Linked DNA regions of Homo sapiens: region 1 is linked to region 2. Evidence: chromatin loops called from intact Hi-C (ENCODE). Cell type or tissue: B cell. All regions are shown on one strand. Each heading gives the region's core, and the rest is flanking DNA. Links, peaks and the distances in the headings are about the cores only. Region 1 overlaps AARS2 (alanyl-tRNA synthetase 2, mitochondrial). Region 2 has its middle 22 kb from the start of SCIRT.

Region 1 (2,900 bases), core at 119-2,618, 210 kb before region 2:
TCATATCCACCCCTGACCTCTTCCCAATGTTCCTTTCTCCCTGGACTCTCCTTCCATACCCAGACCCCTCTGCAGCAGGAATACCACCCTGCCTCTCCCCATGTCCACAGTGCCCAGCTAGCCCTGCCTCCTGCTTTCCTAGGTTGGCTTCGTGCATAGACTGAGCTTCCCTCCTCCCTTGAAATGATGTGTGCCCAGGGAGTACCCTGGACTACCCCCAGCTCTGGCCTTGAGGCATGAAGCCTGAATGTGACCCCTCTCCTGAGGCTACCCAGTATGGAGCGGGTATTTGTGTTTGGCATCTGGTGGCTTCTGCGTGGTTAGAAGGGCCCTGGACCTTATTTTTCTCCCCTTCTTTGTCTAATCCCTCCCCTCCTCAACATTCTTTGTCTTTCTTTCTCAAAGCTGAAGTGGCCTGGTCCTTGTCACTGTGTGGAGACCTGGGACTCCCCTTGGACATGGTAGAGCTGATGCTGGAGGAGAAAGGGGTCCAGCTAGACTCCGCTGGACTGGAGCGGTTGGCCCAAGAGGAGGCCCAGGTACAAGCTGTGGCACCCCATGCTGGGTTCTGTTAGGACACCTCTTCCCCAGCCCTGAGCTCCTGGGGGAGGAGCTGTGAATATTGAGAGGAATCAAGAGGCTGAGATAGGATCTGTCCCCTCACCTGGGAGGTTTCTAAAACCTCAGGCCACAACCAGTAGAAAGCAAAACTAGCCAATGGGCTAAACACAGGAGCAGAAGCCAGCACAGCTTCCTGGAGAGGGGCCCTCCAGGGGCAGCAGTGGGCAGGAAGGCCTAATCCCGAGGAGCCGACATGATGGATGGTTCAACCAGCTCAGGGGCTCTAGCAGCCAGCCAAGCCCTGAGTTCTTATTCCAGAAGGGCTGCAGAGTCCACAGCTGTGTGGCAGGGACAGGGCCCTGCGAGGCTGAAGTCCCACTTTCATTCTTTCATTCTCCATGCACTTCTTCCATGCCCATGCCCACCCTGCAGCACCGGGCACGGCAGGCTGAGCCAGTTCAGAAGCAGGGATTGTGGCTTGATGTCCATGCGCTTGGGGAGCTGCAGCGCCAAGGAGTGCCCCCAACTGACGACAGCCCCAAGTACAACTACTCCCTGCGACCCAGCGGAAGTTATGGTGAGAGCCTGGACCAAGGCCTGCCGCCACAAGCTTGCCTGACCATGACTAAGAAGAATGTCCAAGATGGTTGCTGCTAGCCCCTATGTATTCCCCAGGATGGCCACCAGGGGTCTCTGTGGCCCCCAGCTGGAAGTGCCCCTGCCAGCGGGGGTGCTTGTTGGCCTCCAGGCACAGACCCACCTTCACGTCCCCAGCCCCTGCCCACCACTAATAACCATTCTGTGCCCTGGCAGAGTTCGGCACCTGTGAGGCCCAGGTGTTGCAACTGTATACAGAGGACGGGACAGCAGTGGCCTCCGTGGGGAAAGGCCAGCGCTGTGGCCTCCTCTTGGACAGGACCAACTTCTACGCAGAACAGGGGGGCCAGGCTTCAGACCGTGGCTACCTGGTGCGGGCAGGGCAAGAGGTGAGTCTCCATCACAACCCAGGCTGATTTCTGTGGGCGGCAGACCCAAGCCTGAGTGGGAGCCAAGGGGAGGGAAAGGCTACAGGCACCTTGACCACTACCCTCCCTCAGGACGTGCTGTTCCCAGTAGCCCGGGCCCAGGTCTGTGGAGGTTTCATCCTGCATGAGGCAGTAGCCCCTGAGTGCCTGCGGTTAGGGGACCAGGTGCAGCTGCATGTGGATGAGGTAAGGATCCTCCCTAACTGTTCCCAATACCCTGCAGCCCCTTCACTCTCCCAACCCCCTGCCCTCACCCAGGACGCTGGGTGACAAAAGTATTTCAGGCCTGGCGTCTAGGCTGCATGGCGAAGCATACGGCCACCCACCTGCTGAACTGGGCACTGAGGCAGACCCTGGGCCCTGGCACAGAGCAGCAGGGCTCCCATCTCAATCCTGAGCAGCTGCGCTTGGATGTGACCACCCAGGTGAGCCCGGCATAGAAAGACAGGCTTCATGTGAGGTGACAGGCATAAAAGAGAGACAGCCTGCTGTGAGCGGGTTGCCCTTAGAGTCCTGGGCTCTAGGCCCAGCACGGCCACCCAATCACTATGGGACCCTGGGCAAGTCCTTTCCCCTTGGGCTCCTTGTGCAGCAGTGAGGAGTCAGGCTACAGAGTGTCTGGGGCCTCGCCCAGCTCTGATGTGGGATCCTGAAGGCCCTCCAGCAGGGGCCTTCCCTTCACCTCCAGCCGCTCCCCTTCCTTGTTTCTACTGTCATCCAAGCCATTCTTGCCTAAACTGGGCTGCCCTCTCCCTCTGCTGCCACCCTGTCTCCCTGCGCTTCTTACACATCTGGCTTAAATCCTTTCTCCAGGAAGTACTTGCTGGCTAATCCCCATCCCACCTGCTTATTCCCTGCCCCTGCATCCCCCCATCCTGTAGTTCTCTCTTCCATTGGGCTACCCCTTGTAAGCTCCATGTGGATACAGCCTCCTTTTTCTGTTTCTTTAACTTTTGGTGCCTGGTGAAAGGCCTGGAGCTTCCAATAGGCCCAACTCCCAGATAGCTTTCTAAGGAAAATAATTGTCTGCTCAGGTAGTGTTTATTGAGCACCTATTATGTGCTAGCCACTATTCTAGAACCTGGGGATAGCTCAGTGAACATTGACCGTGTTTCAATGCATCAGTTAGAGGTGTGGGGCTGACTGCATGTTGGTCTTTCCATTTCCTCCCCACCCCTCCAGACCCCATTGACCCCAGAGCAGCTCCGGGCAGTGGAGAACACTGTGCAGGAGGCCGTGGGGCAGGATGAGGCTGTGTACATGGAGGAGGTGCCCCTGGCGCTCACTGCCCAGGTCCCTGGCCTGCGCTCTCTG
Region 2 (2,900 bases), core at 281-2,780:
TCATAGCCATTATTGTTATTTCAAATTTCAGCCAAAAATAATCACTTGAGCTCTTAGTAGGTGACAGTTGGATTAAGGACATTGGGACTGTATCTGGTTCAATCAGGGATGACTTCCTGGGGGAGGAGGGGCTTGAGCTACTTAAATATATGTGGGAAGTGGGGCAGCATTGAGTTAGAGAGAGGGCTGTGTGCAGAGGCCAGGGAGGGATTATGCCTGTGTGCCTATTATTAGTAATGATATTACTTATTTCCATATTATAGACAAAGAGGGAGAGTCCAAGTAACTTGTCCACAGACACATAGCTAGTAAGTGTAGGGTGTTCACATGGAAGGGATGGGCAGAGGAAGAGAAATGGGAAAATGCAGGAAACTGGGATAGTTCTGTGGGAGGAGAAGGGAGAAAAAGAATGGGCTTTGTAATCAGAAAGGCTCCTGAAGAGAGGGATGTGGGGGATTTAACAGGCCAGCCATTGCCCTTTACTTAAAAAAAAAAATGCCCAGGGGAGATGTAGGACCTTAAGGTCTTACCTTTGCAAGACGCTCTTGACAGAGGCCACTGGCTCTCCATCTCCCTTGGGCCCAAGCAGAAAGGATTGGGGCCCCTCCCCACAGGAAGGGGTGCTAGGCTGACTAGTCCTAGGAGGCTGGGCGTCTTTTCCCCAGGAACCCTCCAAGAACTGGGTGGGTTGAGAGCTGGCTGGCAGTACTGTGCCAAATGAAGTCGCTGCATGCCCTGTAACCTGGCAATTCCGCTTCTTAGGTTTTCAGGCCGAGCCGTAACGGTTCCTGTCAAGGACGGTCATGGCAGGGTTGCTGGGGTGTTGGAGGGAACTTGGGTGCCTGTCGCCCTCAGAGTGGGTAAATAAATGTGGAAGGTGCCCACCAGAAACTAAATGTGCTCACAGCAACATGAATGAGGTTTAAAAATACAGTGCTGAGCGAAAACAATTAAGAAATATATCTATAATGTGTGTGTGTGTTTTTTATATATATATATATATATATATATATATATATTACTAATTGTGAAACTAAAAAATACATGCACTTGTTTTGCAAGGACACATACAAATGGTTGGCTATGGGTTAGGATGAGGAATGAGAATAAAAATGAGATAAATGCAGAGTGTGGTGAAATCCAGTTCCTCTGCAGGTGGAAAGGGTGGCCAAGCGGTCAACCCACATTTCTGTGCACATTGTGCCATCTAGTGGGCAAAGGGGCGTTCAGCTGCCCTGGTCCTGGAGCTGGTGCAACTATGGCACCATGACATCCTGGGCAGGTGCTGCCTCAGCTGGGCCCCCAGAGCAGAGGTGAGAGGTGAGTGCTGCCTGTCAAGTGGGGGCCAGGCACAGCCTGCTGTAGGCCTGGCCAGTGGGGCTGGTAGCCATTTCTGTTGCAGCAGGGAGGAGGGTTCAGACAGGCCTGCCTGCCTCCAGGAGCTGTCTGATGTCAGGGCTGGCTCTTCACCGCCTGCTATGGCAGGCAGGCAGGTGGTTCCTGAGAAGGGAGTGGCTGAGACTCTGATGCCAGATTTTCACATGTAGCCCTCCCTTCTGGCAGGAAAGAGAGCATCTGGCAGGATCATTGTGAAAGCAAAGAGGAGAGAGGAGAGCAGGTAGAGACACTCAGAGTCTAGAGAGAGCAATGACTACCTTGAGGTGGAGTACGGAGGACAGACCCTGGCACCAGACTGCCAGGGTTCACATCCCTTGGGCAAGTCCCCTGTGCATCAGTTTCCCCTCCTTGGAATGTAATAGTACGTACCTTGTAGGGTTGAAGTGAGTCAAAATAAGGCACTTAAAACAGGTCCCCTTTCCGGGTCAGGGCTGTGTAAGTGTTGTCCACTCTCAGTATCTGAGGTTCACCCAACTCCTGTAAAGCCAGCACCCTGCTCTCATCCTTCATGAGAGTCATGGGGCATGAACAGAATGCCCTGGGCTGATGGGGGTCACTGCAGCAGGGCCTGGGGCTATAGGCTAGGAAGGGACTCCAGCCATGGACCCAGGCCAAACTGTGGAGGGAGGTGGGGTGAAGCAGGGCGGGGCCTGGGGCTGGGGACACTGCATTCTTTTTTTGTTTTTTGAGACGGAGTTTCGCTCTCGTCACCCAGATTGGAGTGCAATGGCGCCATCTCGGGTTCAAGCGATTCTCCTGCCTCAGCCTCCCAAGTAGCTGGGATTACGGGCTCCTCCCACCACGCCCAGCTAATTTTTTGTATTTTTAGTAGAGACAGGGTTTCACCATGCTGGCCAGGCTGGTCTCGAACTCCTGACCTCAGGTGATCCGCCAACCTTGGCCTCCCAAAGTACTGGGATTTTACAGGCATGAGCCACCACGCCCAGCTGGACACCCCATTCTTGGGGTCTGTAAAAATACTTTCTTGGCCGGGTGTGGTAGCTCATTCCTGTAATCCTAGCACTTTGGGAGGCTAAGGAGGGTGGGTCACCTGAGATCAGGAGTTCGAGACCAGCTGGCCAACATGGTGAAAACCTGTCTCTACTAAAAATACAAAAATTAGCTGGGTGTGGTGGCACACGCCTGTAGTTTCAGCTACTCAGGAGGCTGAGGCAGGAAAATCGCTTGAACTCGGGAGGCAGAGGTTGCAGTGAGCCAAGATCGCACCATTGCACTCCAGCCTGGGCAACAAGAGTGAAACTCCTTCTCAGTCTTGGTTACCTCTGGGGCTTGACGGGCCCTGTCCTGCCCCACCTCTCTCTACAGCCTCTGGCCATTTATTTTAGCTGCCCCTCCCCACACACCAGCCTCTCCAGGCCCCTGCATCACAGTCATCTTTCTAAAGCACAGTACAGCTCAGCCTGTTGAAGAACCTGCCTTGGCTCCTCGTTGCCCAGAAATTCAATGTAGACATCCTTGGTAGGCATTCAGGGTCCCTTCTG

Evidence for each region. A loop is a pair of places that touch in the nucleus more often than their neighbours do. Peaks named below come from ENCODE experiments on the same cell type or tissue, not always from the same donor. Only the 100,000 strongest peaks of a DNase experiment are listed, where the experiment ranks them.
Region 1: it touches region 2 in a loop (30-fold over the local background); 5 of 110 quality-filtered maps call a loop at or near these places.

Annotation. Positions count from the first base shown.
Region 1 is chr6:44,303,292-44,306,191 of GRCh38, reverse strand. AARS2 (alanyl-tRNA synthetase 2, mitochondrial) reads left to right here. Exons shown (of 22, transcript NM_020745.4): 10 at 406-539; 11 at 994-1,138; 12 at 1,375-1,547; 13 at 1,659-1,772; 14 at 1,871-2,011; 15 at 2,769-2,900. Among named protein-coding and RNA genes, the nearest start is that of DRC5, 7.0 kb to the right of the region's middle. In B cell, for the core only: CTCF peaks have their summits at 1,028 and 1,234 (motif pointing right); a DNase peak (open chromatin) is centred at 1,251.
Region 2 is chr6:44,095,204-44,098,103 of GRCh38, reverse strand. No RefSeq gene overlaps it. Among named protein-coding and RNA genes, the nearest start is that of SCIRT, 22 kb to the right of the region's middle. RefSeq lists silencers at 1,111-1,280, 1,058-1,352. In B cell, for the core only: a CTCF peak has its summit at 1,218 (motif pointing left); a DNase peak (open chromatin) is centred at 1,213.